Linked DNA regions of Homo sapiens: region 2 is linked to region 1. The links are chromatin loops, found by intact Hi-C in ENCODE. Cell type or tissue: dorsolateral prefrontal cortex. All regions are shown on one strand.

Evidence for each region. Hi-C counts contacts between places; a loop is a spot of excess contacts. Peaks named below come from ENCODE experiments on the same cell type or tissue, not always from the same donor. Only the 100,000 strongest peaks of a DNase experiment are listed, where the experiment ranks them.
Region 2: it touches region 1 in a loop (2.5-fold over the local background); 4 of 110 quality-filtered maps call a loop at or near these places.

What each region holds. Positions count from the first base shown.
Region 1 is chr13:26,756,024-26,764,023 of GRCh38, reverse strand. It overlaps GPR12 (G protein-coupled receptor 12), which reads left to right and starts at 3,238. Exons shown (of 2, transcript NM_005288.4): 1 at 3,238-3,445; 2 at 4,182-8,000. The coding sequence starts at 4,197. The coding sequence ends at 5,201. In dorsolateral prefrontal cortex, no CTCF peak of the experiment used is centred here; DNase peaks (open chromatin) are centred at 3,894 and 4,329; H3K4me3 peaks cover 4,097 bases; H3K27ac peaks cover 1,906 bases; H3K27me3 peaks cover 687 bases.
Region 2 is chr13:26,859,630-26,867,629 of GRCh38, reverse strand. No RefSeq gene overlaps it. Among named protein-coding and RNA genes, the nearest start is that of GPR12, 100 kb to the right of the region's middle. In dorsolateral prefrontal cortex, no CTCF peak of the experiment used is centred here; a DNase peak (open chromatin) is centred at 3,026.

The sequences.
Region 1 (8,000 bases):
ACATAAGCAAGAAAGAAGCTGACTGGTAAAATTTCAATACAGACACCATGTGCTGTGCAGTACTGGCTCAGTTTATGACTTGCTCCAGCCAGTAATCTGTGACAGTCTCATGATTTACAAATACAGTTACAAGAAGGGGCTAATAAATGTGCCCTCAGGGTTTAAGTTGGCAAAGATGCCATGTGTGATTAAGACAGGCACCGAGCCTTTCTCACATAAAACAGTCATCGTTACTATAGGTTGTGAAAATGCCAGATCATGCTTGAAGGTTTACAACTTCTTGCTGAAGTTATTTTAAAAAGTGACAAAAAAGGTAAGTGATGAAAAGGCAATAAATGTCACACTTCTGAGGGCATCTGCGGCAGTGTCCTGTCATGGGCGGTGAATACATCGAGAAGACAGCTTTGCAGACAGCTACTCTATGGCCCTCGTTACTGAGGCTGTGCAAAACGTCCCCATTGGCTCACCCAGTTCCAAGCTGTGGTGAATCCCGACCTCCAGACCTGGAGTTGGTGTGCCTGGTGTCCCAACTCACTGTTCCTCTCAGAAATGCCCATTTGGTGAAGTTCAGAGGGATGCCCATCACAAGACACCACATGAGATCCAGGCCTGGCCAACTGATCCACTCTTTCCCTTTAGCTGCCATTGTTGGTTGTGAGCAGGGGGCGCAGCCCAGGCTGGGGCAGAGTTCTCCATGGGAATTCCACTCACAAGTTAAGAATACAGTCTTAGAATGCAAGCCCAGGGCTGCCTGAGGCCACTTTCCATGACTGCCTGGAAGAAACTTGTCTGGGGTAGAGAAGTTTGAGGCACACAGACACAGAGAAGCAAAGACAAGCAGAAATAAATCAGGGCAGGGCTGACTGCCAGCCACCTGTTTCCTGTAGCTTCTCCTTCTTTTATGTGAACCACTCCAGATCTTTCCTAGTCATGCCAGACAACAAAACGCCTTTTTTTCTTAAACTAGTTTGAATTGGATTTCTGCTCCCTGGCAACAAAAGTCCTAACAAATAAACCAATGAACATAGAATCCGGAGTACAGGGAAGTTACAAGTAATCATTCCGGGGGGAGTGGGGACAGAACTGTGAACACAGTTGCTGTTACCAACAGGGGAGCTGAGTGTCCACATCAGTGTTAGCAGCTAACTCCTGGGCTCTCCCCAGTGACGGTATCCAAGCCCCAGGTGTAACTTGCCTCAGTTTCCTCCTTTGACTCCTCCCAGGTTTTACAAATTTTTTTTACAAAAATCTGTATACCTCTGCCATTCACCTCAATACTTTTTTCTCTCCTCCAACACTCAGCTCTTTTTTAAAAAAAATTCTCAAACACATTAACGACTGAATTAAAAAGTCCCACCCCTTTAAGCTCCGTGAAGTCAGGGCCATAAACCATGTCAGTGTTATTGGCTAGAATAGTGTCTGGCTAGCCCTATGCATTCGCTTTCCCTAAACTGCAATGCCAATGTGAGGTGCCCAAAATTTTGCCATGTAGGTTGAGCTATATTATGCCAAAACTACTACATGTTTGTTAAGTGACTGTTCATTTTTCATCGCTTCATTCTAAAATTCTTTGATGCATCATGTAGAATTGAGAAGAAGATTACATCCCTTCATGACAGCATTTGCTGCCTGGCATTATTGTTGATTTGTGTGTGTGTCACTACCAGACTGGAGACCGTGTCTTACTGAATTTCTATGCCCAGCCCTTAGCCCGGTTCTTGGGACACACACGAGTCTGATGCCTCCCCACCATGAACAAGCCACTCTGAAAACTCCATAGAACCTTGCTTCTCAAAGTGTGATCTGTCAACCAGCAGCAGCAGCAGCATCACTGGGGAAGAGGCTTGCAAATGCAGAAGGTAGGCCCACCCCAAGAACTACTGAGCAGAATCTGTCAAGGTAAAAAGTTCAGACTATTCTGGAGGTAGCAGGAGGTCTTGGACATCATGGAATAGATGTGCCAAATCGAGGAGGTTGGGAAAGGGAGAGGCAGGTGGGTACCAGAAATGCAGGTGAGAGGGGATGAGGGCCTCAACCAGGGAGCTGAGGATGATGAGAAGTGGCATGCAGGGAGAGCTGGAGTGACCTTGCAGAGCCAGAAACTGATTGATGGAAGAAGGGAAGGAGAAGCGGGAAGAAAGTCAAGGGTGATTGAGGCTCCGAATCTGTTGGGCTGGGGTAGAGAAGACGTGAGCACCAGGGGAAGGCAGGCTGGTCAGCTGATGATGCCCCTGTAGGGTCCCTTGCCTGCAGACCATCTCCATTCATACAAGAGCCCCTGGGCAAGTGGAAGAAAAGCAGTGGGAAAACCTTCACCTCTGACAGGGCAAGACAAGACTATCACACTTTTTCCTTATCCCATCTTTAAACTGGAGGATCATCTTGGAACTTAAGATCTATGAGGTGCTCTGGTTTTTATATCCAGAGGAGGCATGGGATCATAAAAGCAGACAGCTATCAGGTTCTTCATCTTAGAATCCATTGATGTGGCAAAATGAAAAAATAAATTAATAGTGCCACTTCAGTATCTAAATGAATTGGGGTTTGGCCAATGTCTGCAGGAAGCTTCTACAAGAACTCAGTAAATGATTTCCATTTGAAAACACAGCTCAAAGAGCGCTTAATAAGTGCAATTTGGTGATGATAATGATGATCCACAGAGCAGCAGCATCTATCCAGTCAAGCAAATGTTCCTGGGGAACAGTGATAATGAACCAGGTCCAGGACCATGGGCAATTCTAAAAGAGCGTGCGGGGCATTTTGTTGTTTTAAAGATCTGCTTCCCTAACCTGTCCACCCCGCATCCCTGCTGCTGATCGTGAATATCATCCTAAGCAATTCTTTTGGCCCTGAATGTAGTGGTTTAGGTAAAGGCGTGGAAAAGCCAGGACTGTAGAGACTTGGAGCTCCCCAGGGAAACCACAGGAACGAAATAGGTCACAGGGCTCCAGGCAGCGCTCCCCTGCCCCGCCCGGTGCAAGCCCGGGGCCGCCGGCTGGGGTGGGGCGCGCAGCGCGGCAGGCAGGCAGGGCTACCATGCAGTTCTCAGCCTCCTGGCTCCTTCGCCCCTCGCCCCGCGCCCCTGGGCCGCCCTCGCCTGCCCGCACCCTAGAGCAGCCCTGACCCGTGGGGGCGCGCGGCCTCGCGGGGATCCCGCGGGCGGGCGGGCGGCCGGGCGCGCGCGGGGCGGGGGCGGCGCGCGCGCGGGGAGCGTGTGGGCCGGGCGGGCGCGGCGGGGAAAGCTGGGCGCGCGAGCCGAGGCTGCTGCTCACCTGCAGCCGCGCCGCTCACCTGCCGCGGAGTGCGCGCCCCGCGCCCTCCCGGCCCGCTCCGGAGCCCGGCCGCCCCCCCCTTGCCACAGCGGGCAACTGCGCCGACATGCGACACGAGTAGCCCACGCGCTTCGGAAGCACCGGAGGAGCCCCCTCGGCCTGGGCGAGCCAAGGTGACCCCCTCGATGACCCCCCCGCCCCCGCGGGCCGCCTGTCCCCGCACCCTGTCTGTCCCCCTCGCGTCCGACTCCCGTCCCCGCCGCCAGGGAATCGGCAGCAGTGCATGGGCATCTGTCTGTCTGTCTGTCTCGGTACTTCCATTGCACACACCTCCCTCTCGTGGCCCTCCCGACTGCCCCGTGCGCACGGGGGGAGTCTGGAGCCCCTCTTTGTTCCGGTCGGGGGTGCGTTTGAGGATGTGCACGCGCGCGGGGGATGCGTTTGGAGGGTGGGAGTTCGATGGAAATAGGCGATTTAAATATTCCATCGAGGATGGCGGCCCCTGGCTCGAGACCTGCCGCTGCCGCGTGGTTTTCTCGGCAGCAGCCCAGATGTCAAACAGTTGTTCGTTTTCAGCATGCAAGATGTGATTTTCCAATGTGCATTCCCAGCGCTGTTGCAAACAGACCGCCGCGAGTCCGTGTGTGCCTGCCTCGCTCACGCTGGTGTTTTGAAGTCCTACCCTGTGTTTTCCCCAATGCCAAACGGCATTTTTGTTGTGGGGTTTAAACCACAGAGACTTTGGCTTTTGTTTCATTTCCCAACAGTTCCTCATTCCCGAAGCTTGTGGCATTTGGTACTGGTATCTGAGCAGGGGCTGGCTTTCTGTTTGTCTGTGTGTTTTTTGCATGATCTTGGATTGTCACCCTGCTGTATTTAAACATTAAAAAGCCTGTCTTTTCGTTGAAGAGGACAGGGGTTAAAATGAATGAAGACCTGAAGGTCAATTTAAGCGGGCTGCCTCGGGATTATTTAGATGCCGCTGCTGCGGAGAACATCTCGGCTGCTGTCTCCTCCCGGGTTCCTGCCGTAGAGCCAGAGCCTGAGCTCGTAGTCAACCCCTGGGACATTGTCTTGTGTACCTCGGGAACCCTCATCTCCTGTGAAAATGCCATTGTGGTCCTTATCATCTTCCACAACCCCAGCCTGCGAGCACCCATGTTCCTGCTAATAGGCAGCCTGGCTCTTGCAGACCTGCTGGCCGGCATTGGACTCATCACCAATTTTGTTTTTGCCTACCTGCTTCAGTCAGAAGCCACCAAGCTGGTCACGATCGGCCTCATTGTCGCCTCTTTCTCTGCCTCTGTCTGCAGCTTGCTGGCTATCACTGTTGACCGCTACCTCTCACTGTACTACGCTCTGACGTACCATTCGGAGAGGACGGTCACGTTTACCTATGTCATGCTCGTCATGCTCTGGGGGACCTCCATCTGCCTGGGGCTGCTGCCCGTCATGGGCTGGAACTGCCTCCGAGACGAGTCCACCTGCAGCGTGGTCAGACCGCTCACCAAGAACAACGCGGCCATCCTCTCGGTGTCCTTCCTCTTCATGTTTGCGCTCATGCTTCAGCTCTACATCCAGATCTGTAAGATTGTGATGAGGCACGCCCATCAGATAGCCCTGCAGCACCACTTCCTGGCCACGTCGCACTATGTGACCACCCGGAAAGGGGTCTCCACCCTGGCTATCATCCTGGGGACGTTTGCTGCTTGCTGGATGCCTTTCACCCTCTATTCCTTGATAGCGGATTACACCTACCCCTCCATCTATACCTACGCCACCCTCCTGCCCGCCACCTACAATTCCATCATCAACCCTGTCATATATGCTTTCAGAAACCAAGAGATCCAGAAAGCGCTCTGTCTCATTTGCTGCGGCTGCATCCCGTCCAGTCTCGCCCAGAGAGCGCGCTCGCCCAGTGATGTGTAGCACCCTTGCACCCAGGAGGACTCTGCATTTACCAAGCACTTCCACTGCCTGGCCAAGGTTTGAGATGCTTCCCTTGAATTCCTTGCATTGGATTCCCTCTCAAGCCACAGGAGCACTTAGCATTCGTGAAACAATGACATCGTTCAGATGAGTTAAGTGATTGAAGTGAAAATAATGTTACCAGTGTTTTCACCATTAAAAAAAATTGTTGAGCTCTCCACTCAACATTATTTTGTTTTGCTTGGGGGCAAGGGTTTCCTTTTATACTTTGTTTGGAGGGCTGACTGGGGGTAGGAAAGGAAGGGATATGATACGCCCATGATGTTATTAGAAGTAAATGAGTTTCAGAGTTTTTACCTGGACTTTAAAATAAATTTGAGTGATTGAGGAAAATTGAGAAAGACTTACTTTTTCCAGACTATTTTTTTTTTTTACATGATGGTAGATTTTTTAATGCTGCATGTATGTAACAGAATATGACCCCTTTCAATCCAATACAAATAGTTTACATAATTGTGTTTGGAAGGGACCTGATTTTGCTAACATGAACTCAGTAATGTCACCGACACTGAAACCGTGAACCCATTCTTATCCATTCTTTCTTTCCTTTCGGCAATTACTGTTCACGAGAATTCCTTCGGTATTTCTATAAATGTTGCAACTCCTTCTGCATGGTCGACTGTGTTAGCTAGACCACTTGTTTCAAATGTTGCCATGTCAATCTAGATTCCAACGGGTCATTTTTCAATATAGTTTTCCAATATGTACTTTCTAAAATGAATCCTGAAGTAGGTTTTGATCTTCATATGAAGTAGGATTGATTAGATCCACCATTGTAGTTTCTTAAGCTATTGTCTGATTGTTTTCAGAAAACAAAAGGAAAAAATATTAGCAATTGAGAGTAGATTAAATTTATTTTAATATATTCTGAAAAAAACTAATGTGACATTATCATGAAATGAAAAAAATCACCTTTCCTCTCTCTCTGAGAATATACTAATGGTTATTCTTGATTGAGATAATTAGAATAAATATTATAGGCCAAGTTTTTCTGGTTCATACTGTCTGTGGTGCATAATGCATTTGAAACAGGCAGTCCCCTATTTTAATGATTAGGTTTGTTTGTCAGTGCACAGCGTCCATCTATGACTGTGACATATACCAGCTATATCCTGTAAGGTCATAAACAGAATGACCATTGGCTGTTGATGAAAAGTTAAGTTTGAAATCTTTTAACTCCTTTTCACCAAAAACCAATTTATACACAATAAAAATCACATTGCCTGTTTTCAGAGAACAAGAATGTAGTCAGGAAATTGCAAAGAAGAATTCACTTTAAACACATTGTAAAATCGATGTGTCTCAGGTTTCTTTTCTGTTCATGCAGACAAATGTAGACGCAGGTACCTTCCCTCCATTTGCAATGGATTTATAGTTATGTCTATATAATCAGTGGAAAAAATTCTTGGCAGCACATTAATTGAGCCCATTCAGATGGCAGCAAAAGCAGTATTTCAGGGTCATTGGGGAATCATTTGTAATAAATTAACCTCATCGGTTTGTCCCAGATGTGATGCCCAGGGTGCTCTCAAGACCATTCTGGGAGCCTGCATGCTGATGCCTTCTCTCCAGAGCATCTTCTAATGTAGCACACGTGTGAAAAAATCCTCTACTTGAATCTGTGTCTCCTCCCTGAGGTTACTTATGGAAGCAGGAGAGGGACTGAAATACTTAAGAAGTGGGAAAGAATTTTCAATACATACCACTGTATGATCAATCTAATAAAACTGATGCCTTTAAAACATTTCTTTTGAACATTTGATGGAGTTAGTAGGTTGAACATGATGAGTCTGTTCGTTTTTAATTAATTAAAATTGAATAGCACCACCATAGGAGACTTGACAAAGGTAAGTTGGTTTTGAGAGGGGCTAGGAAATATCCGTAATGAGGTTTTAAAGGAATAAATGATGATTTTATAAAAATAGTGGCTCCATTTGCATATCTCCAATAGTCAGAATTATAAAGAGAATAATATGTACTTGTTGTGACCACATGTGTGCCAGGCCCCATGCTGCGTGTTTTACTATAATCACAAAACTACTACTTTTATAGGTGAGAAAACTAAGACTAAGAGAGGCGAGGATAAAAAATGTGCCCGAGGCCACAAAGCACAAGGATAGAGTCAGAATTTGAAGCCAGCTTTTCCAAAGTCTAAGTCTTGCTCCTTCCCTGTACCTTGCAAGCTTTCATCCCTCAGTGGATACCAGGGCTGAGGAAACTGATTTGTAACACGTTCCTGTCACAGAGTTTTGGCTCTACATTTAAGACATAAAACTTGGCCTGGCGCAGTGGCTCACGCCTGTAATCCCAGCACTTTGGGGGGCCAAGGCAGGTGGATCACCTGAGGTCAGGAGTTCGAAACCAGCCTGACCAATATGGCAAAACCCTGTCTCTACTAAAAATAAAATTTAGCCGGGCGTGGTGGCGGGTGCCTGTAATCCCAGCTACTCAGGAGGCTGAGGCAGGAGAACTGCTTGAAGACAGGAGGCAGAGGTAGCAGTGAACAAAGATCGCACCACTGCACTCCAGCCTGGGTGACAGAGCAAGACTCCATCTCAAAAAAAAAAGGACATAAAATTTCCTGTTTAAAGTTACACTAGTTACGTGGTTGCTTTTGGCCCATGTTTTTAAAACATATAGTTTCAGCTAAGAGATTTTTCAGTTCAACTAACAACATGCCTTTACCGTTTAAATTGTGAAAAATGTTGGATATTTATGTGGTTTTCTACAAGGTTTCTT
Region 2 (8,000 bases), 100 kb before region 1:
TGCCCCGCCTTGCAACAGGAACATTTTGCTCATATTCAGCCCAGTATGCAACGGATACTGTGACAGATGTTTGAACAATAATCAGTCCTTGTCTTCAAAGAGATTTATAGTACAGAGGGGAATACAGGCTACAAACACAAGTACAATATAGAAAACTATGATTCATAAATAGAGGACACTATGGGAATACTCAGGAAGGAAGAGCCCTAATTTTGTCTTTGTATGGAGAATGGTATAAAGGAAAGCATCCTGGAATAAGAGATGTCTAAGCTGAAATCTCAAGGCATTAATTAGCCAGGGGAGAGATGTATGGAAGAGCGTTTTAGGCAGAGGCAACAGCAATATGCAAAGGCCTAGAGGCAAGAGGGCATGGCTCACCTACGGACCCGCAAACAGCACTGTACAGTAAAGTGTAAGGAGGAGAAAGTTCCTCCTGACAGAACAAAAGAAGGAATAGAAGCCTGTAAGCATAAACTGCTAGGGGAGTGAAGTTGAAGGAGTAATTAAGTCTCATGGGGTGAAGAGGAGGTGACAGAAAGTGAATATGAAGCAGTGACATTTAAACCTGTCCTTGATGATACATGGACGTTTTCTAGATTCCCAGCATGGGGAAAGGTGGGAGAGAAGAACAGAAAACATGTTGTCTGGAGTTTTTCTGTCCAATATGGTAACCACTAGCCACTGTCCAATATGTTAGCCACTAGCCACATGTAGCCATTGACATTTAAATTAAATTTATTTAATTAAGTTTAATACATTAAAATTAAATAATGTTAAAATTTTAGCTCCTCAGTCACACTGGCCACATTTTAAGGGATCAATACCCACCTATGGCTAGTGGTTACCATATTAGACAGTATAGACACAGGACATTTCTATCATGATGCAAAGTTCTATTGGTCCATTCTGGGTTGGAGGGAACAGCACATGCGAGGGCTCAGAAGCTTGCATGAGTGTGGTGTGCTCAGGAAATGATGACCAGTCATGGGGGCCTTGACAAAAGGTAGGTGGAGGGAAGTGGCTGGAGATGGCACTAGAGATTGGCTGCAGCTGGCAAAAGGCCTTTTAAATCATTCTAAAGAAGGGTGGGTTTAGCAATTGGGGGCTGATAGAGGCAGAAGCAGATCTGGATTTATAAAGTTAGTTCAAGAGGCAGTTACAAGGTTTGTAAGAAATAGTGGAAAAGCAGAAGGCAGAGAGAACAAACCAGTCAGCCTTTGCAAAATACATTTTGCTAGAACATCACTTTATATCATGTCACCTTACATTTGCTGGCTTCCATTGCTCCCAATTAAATTCAATTTTCCCTGCCTGGTTTTCAAGGTCTCTACCTTGTTGCTCACTACTAAACTGCATATTAGCTCTCCTTCAATAATGACAGTAGTGTCACTCTCTCCCTCACATGAAAATTAATTCCTATCTCTGTCCCTGTCAGTCCATGAGTATACTATAAACTCTGAGAACAGAACCACATCTTCCAGCAGGTGAGCTCATAGGATAAGCTTACACAACTCCCAGGATAGTCAACCATTGCCACTGGGATGTCCATTCCAAGGTGTTTTTCTCAAGGGTCATAGAGTTAAGAGTAAAGAAAATGCAAATTCACTGATTGATCAGGAAGGCAGTGACTGGTAAGATACACAATCCTCCTGCTGGTCCCTGCCTCATTGGTCTATCAGCCAGTGTCCTGGCAGGAAGCTGAATTCTACTAAAATGTTTAAGGAAATTAACAAAAGGACAATTTACAGAGGTGTGAGCACAATTATGAAAACCTACAAAGGTTACTGAGCTTCCTAGAGGTTAACAATAATAGTAAGCCATTACTAAATAGGAAAAGAAGAAAAACAGTGTCATCAGAGCCCAGTGAGAACTGGAGACAGCGAGGAGAGCGCCCCTGGCAAGAGCTGTAGAGGAAGATGGGCAAACTCTGCTGTGTTGAGGCACTGGAGCAGGAGGGAGCAAGGGAGGAAAAGTCAATCTCTCTCTCTCTCTTTCTGTCTCCTCCCACCCTCCATTCTTTTGCCCATGCCTTCCATTGCCTAGGTGCAAGCAAAGGCCACAGGGCAAGAGAGACAGAAGGTGCAGCTCACAGGATCTGGTGGAAACAGGTGAAACTAGAATTGGCTGCATTAACAGATTACTCAACATAACAGTGGTTTAAACAATACAGAAGTTTGTCTCCTGTAAATGAAGTCTAAGGCTAGCACACTGGCTTCCACTGATTGAGGACCCAGGCTCTTTCTATGTAGCTGCCCCTTCTTCTGCAGCATGTTGTCTCATGGTCCAAGATGGCTGCTTGAGCTCCAGACCTCATACTGGCATCCTAATATGCAGGAAGTGAAAGAAAAGGAAGAGCACACTTTCTTACTTTAAAGGCACTTATTTGAAGTCACATGTGACTCTTCCATTTACGTTTCATTGACCAGAACTTAGTCACATGAGTACACCTACCTCCAAAGGGGCCCAGAAATGTGATATCCATGACAAGAAGTTTTGGGTCCTGCTAAAATCAAGGATTATTTTACTAAGTAAAAGAAGGAGATTGGATACAGGAGGATGACTCACTCTCTTAGAATCTCAGAGGAAAAATCCTATTCTGTGATCCAATAGACAAATTCCAGGAATGAATAAGAGCCACCTCAATTTCAATAACCAACAGAGTGAGCACGTTAGTGATAATGACATATGCATCATGGCACATCATGTGCCTTTTAGCCACATGATAGTAACTTACATTCCAACTTCTAAGGGAAATTCAATTTTGCTGTGTAAGAATACAGCACATTCAATGAGGAAATGCCAGTTAGAGACATTTGCCAAAGGAAATTTCAAGACACATTCCTAGAAAATATGTTGTCCGTAGCTATTAGGGAACCAGCTGGTTTGATACAGGAGTGACAGATTGTATTTTCGGAGTAGAGGGATAAGTCTGCCTTTAACAAGCCGCTCTTCAATGTGATTCACCACTGCTTATGGAGAAGAGCCCCAGCGGCTGTCACAGTTGCAGTGTGCATGCTGACTGGCTCAGCTCCAAAACCTTCCTTGGGGACAACTAGTCCCTTTCTCAGATACCCAGGCATGTCCCCAGCCTGTGCACCCTGAGCATTCACAGGAGGCTGAGCCCAGGTAGAACAACAGTCAGGGCTGCCCCAGCTCACCTGTGAGCTACCTCCACCTTCTTCAGCCTGAAACACATCCCAGTCATCCACCATCCTGGGCTGCTCCAGGTACACAGACAGAAGATGTCTTTCTACCTTCTCCCTTCTAGCAGCCTCTGGGGGCTTTGGTCAGCCCACTTGGCTGGTCCAAAGGAAGAGGCAAAGAGATCTCAGCCTTTTAATCATTTATTCCACCAGCTTCCTGGAGGAGCTACTGTGTGCACTCTTGTAGAAACATGGGGTACAGAGAAGTAGGGCATGAGGACATACAGTCTAGTTAAGGTGGGCAGGAGTTACACACATGGAGTTAAATCATCCATGGCAACAAGACACATGACACCCAAAACAGCAGTGTCTGATGACTAGCAGATGCTGTCCGTTCCATCATTCCACAGATGGACAAAGTTGCCATGAGTTGGAATGCTCAAGGAGGAAACAATAGACAGAATAACTGTTGGGTAGGGTCTCGGAATATGAGCCAGAGTCGGCTCATGGCCAGTGATTGGGAGAGGAGAGCGTGCCCAGTGACAGAGGCAGGAATGAGCATCTGCGAAGGGACAGTTAGGAGACCAGTCTAGCTGGAATAAGGGGTTTGTGTAGCACAGTACTGAGAAAGGAAGACAGAGGCAGGCTTGTGGAGGGTCTTGACTGCCAGGCTAAGGAAATTGGAATTCAAAGAGGAGTCAGGGAGATTTCTGAGTGGAAGGATTGCATCGTAAAAGCAGCGTTTGAGAAACACTAGCTAATGGTAGTGAGTAGAATGCATTGGTTGTGTTGTAAAGGAGCTGGCCCCTGTATATAAGGATGCCCTTGATTTTCTGGGTCAGAATAGTAATACAGTTGAGCATTCTGTTCATGTCTTCCGTGAAGAGCACCCATAAAGCAAATAATATCCCTTTATTCAACAAATGTGTGCATATTGCCTGCTATCAAGAGGTACTGGGTGTCGAGTGTCCTCAGTGACCAGTCCAGGCATGGTCCCTGCCCTCTAAACCCTTTCTCATCCACACCTGTAGAGCCTGCTGGGAGTGATGACATGAGGCTGAGCTCACAGAGATCAGGAAGGTGGTGCACCCTGGGGAGGGGGTATACAATCACAAGCAAGTCCAAACAGGCTACAGAAAAGCTGTGGTCAGACTCGGAGTTGTAAGTGGGATTCTGTGTTTGAGAGTGCAAGATAGGACAGTGCTGGACCACAGTGGAGGAAGTGGAGTTGACAGAGGTAGGGATGGATCATGTCCAAGGAATTCTGTCTGAGAGAAGATGAGGAAGACTGGGCAATGGGACCAGCTCCTGGAAATGGGACTGGCTCAAGAGAAGTAAGAAAGAAAACTTCAGCCCTCCATTGGGTGGCAGGACAATATGGTGGCACTGGAGACTTTGGGGAAGGGCGACATGGTCCCCAGAGACACCAGTGGAAGAAGGGGTAAGTCAAGCACAATGCGTCCTCTACTTCTGTTCCCTCTTCACACTCTTAGGGTAGACTGGGGAGCTGGATGTCCCAAGCCACTCATGGGCCCTCCCTACACCTCACCACTATGAATGAAGCAGCTGGAAGTGGTCCCCAAGTTTCCCTCTCCAGTGGAAAGAAATTGGCTGGTATTTTGCCTGCCTGAGAAGGGGCAGCCTGAGGATTACCAGATGAGCGTTGTCCTTTCCAGCATCTGGCTTGGTCAGGACCAGCCAGGAACTGAGTCTTATGAGGGTGGTTGTGAGCCTCAGCATCACATCACACTATCAGCATCCTTCCCTTCCCACCTGCAGGCAATGACATGAAATCCCTCTAAACCCTTCTTGAGCTCAAATCTTCTTTAGCCATGCAAACTTGCACCATAACCTCTTCCACACTGGCTACCCATATACTTCCTGGCCCCTCCCGGTGCCCTGTGCTTGTTCTCCCACTAAGAACCCATCTCTCCCTCTCCTGTGAGCAGCCCCACTCCTCAAAGGCCTCGTGCAGACCTCAGCGGGCTCTGTTCCCCATGCCCCCTGGGGTTGTAGCCTGTGTTCTGGAACAAGGTCAGCAGCCATGCTCTCAAGGGCAGAGGCTAGGATGATATCCAAGCTTGATGTACTGAACCGAAACAAGGAGTAAAGAAGGAATAAATCGTTTTAAACTGGCAGGTGAGGGGTCAAGACCATTTCTGTAGCCAACAAGATCTATTGATTTGTATTGTTAGTGAAATAACCAAGCTGTTCAGTTTTTTTAAAGCTGGTTATTTTATTAAACAGACAAAGCCATTCATATTCTCAGTACTGATGTCTGTGAAGACACAGCCTGAACTCCAGCCAGTTGGCAAGGCAGCCCCAAAGGACTCCATCACAGGGGACAGACAGGAAGCTTGCAAAACTCCCTGCATCCATCATTGGCAGGGAGGCTGAGCTGCCCTTCATTTCCCCTGGATAGAGGCCAGCTATTTCAGTCCTAGTGCTTTTTATATTTTGTCTTATTTTAGGAAGTGGGGAGACCGTTTGGAAGCTACCTGAAGTGTGCACTTTCTTCAGGGTCACGTAACTTCAATCACCTGGGACGGGATAGGGAAATGGAGTTCCATTTATTTCCTTTTTGGAAAGTAGCTATGATGTTTAGGAAGTGAGAAATCTCATTTAGAAACAGCACTCAGGTCAAGCAGGTGCCCTCCCTTGGAGTGTTTGTGTCTTCTAGCAGTATCTTCATTCAGTGGCACTCACTGAGCCCTTAGGTACACAGAGAGCAAATTTGAGCATAGTCTCTCCCCTCAAGGACCCTGTAATACAAAATGAAACACCATGACAGGGAAATGGATGGAAAACAACAGCAAGACTCAGGTGTCGGCCAGGTGCTGTGGCTCGTGTCTGTAATCCCAGCACTCTAGGAGGCTGAAGCAGGAGGATTGCTTGAGCCCAGACATTCAAAAGCAGCCTGGGCAATGCAATGAGACCCCCATCTCTACAAAAACTAAAATATTAGCCAGGCATGGTGGCATACACCTGTAGTCCCAGCTAGTCAATGGTAGCTTGAGTGACATGGTCACTTGAGCCTGGGGGGTCAAGGTTGCAGTGAGCCAAGATCATACCACTGCACTCCAGCCTGGGAAACAGAATGAGACCCTGTCTCTTAAAAAAAAAATGTTCCAGGTGTGCTGATTTTGACAATATTGTGTTGTGCTGATGAACCACATCATTTCCATTTGTTTTGGCACCTGGATAGCAGATGTACCCTGGGTGATATGGTTTGGCTCTGTGTCCCCACCCAAATCTCATCTTGAATTATACTCCCATAATTCCCACGTGTTGTGGGAGGAACCCAGTAAGAAATAGTTTAAATCATGGGGGCAGTTTCCCCCATACTGTTCTAGTGGTAGTGAATAAGTCTCATGAGATCTGATGGGCTTATCAGGGGTTTCTGTTTTTACTTCTTCATTTTTCTCCCGCTGCCACCATGTAAGAAGTGCCTTTCACCTCCCGCCATGATTCTGAGGCCTCCCCAGCCATGTGGAACTGTAAGTCCAATTAAACCTCTTTTTCTTCCCAGTGTGGGGTATGTCTTTATCAGCAGCATGAAAATGGACTAATACACTGGGTATAACTATAGTGCTCAGCTCAGGAACCCTGACAGGAGGGGACACCTGCTGAGGACCCCTCAGTCCCTTTTGCCACCTCAGTGGGTCAGACTGCACCACCCTGAAGCCCAAGGTTCCTTCCTTCCCCGGGAGATGGGACCTCCACCTCAGCTAGTAGTGCTGTTGTCAACACTAGACATCTCCTTTTCCCCATGGATGATTGACAGATGGTTGATGTCAGTAGAGGTAAAATTCCCTTCATATGGATGAAAAATGAGACAAAGCAGATGCTAAAGAAGCTAGGAACCTACAAGAATTTTCTATCAAAATTCTTAAAATTTTGGCATTATGGAGCTGGAACATATTTTTAAAAATTATTTGATCCAACATCTTCATTTTACAGATAAGAAAACCAAGCCCAGAGAAATTAAGGGCTTGTCTGTGGTCCCACATCTAGAATGTGACAGAGCCAGGCTCCAAAACCGGCTCCTACTCCCAGCTTCATCCTTTTACTTCTATATGAGGCTGGTTTCCCAAAGAAGTAAATACAAGAAAAACTGGAAATTTGCCTCTTTCTCTGAACAAAGTCCAAAGGGTAGGATAATCCACAGAAGGCTATCCTGAGATTGGAGACCACAAACCCAACTCCATGGTTGGGTGATTTCCCTCAAAGCACAGCACTGAGAATATGAGCAGAAAATATGAAGATGGACTGATGGGAAAGTCAATGGGTTGCCAGGGTGTGGTGGGGGGCACCGGGAGAAGGATGGACCTGGGGACATCCTTGACCTGGGGAGCTAAAAACATTGGCACAAGAGCAATCAGAGTGACCAACCCCAGCCCAGGGCTGGCTGAGCAAGGACATGCAGATAAGAGGAGTGTGCTGGTGGGGTGGGCCTTGGGGTCAGGGCATGAGTCCTCACGTGCTGAAACGGGGCATGGCAGGGACTTCCCGTGAAGGAACTCAAGGTTCAGGAGTGACAGAACTAGAACCTGGGATTTTGTGGTCAATTCCATGACCACACACAGAGGGTGGCAAAGAGTTGGGTGGCTGAGGAGGAGTCGAGGACAGAAATGAAAAGCCATAAATTCTTCCAGGAACTCGGCAGGGCCTCAGGTGGAGGTAAGAATTGGGAGCCACACAGCACATCATTGGTGAGCAAGAGCATCTTTAGGGGAGGCCAGAGGACCAGGCCAGAGGACCAGGCCAGAGGGTGGGGTCACCAGATGCCTGGCATCAAAAGCCCAGAACATCAGCCCAGCATCCTGTCTTCCTGGGAGGATGGCTGGGGAAACTATG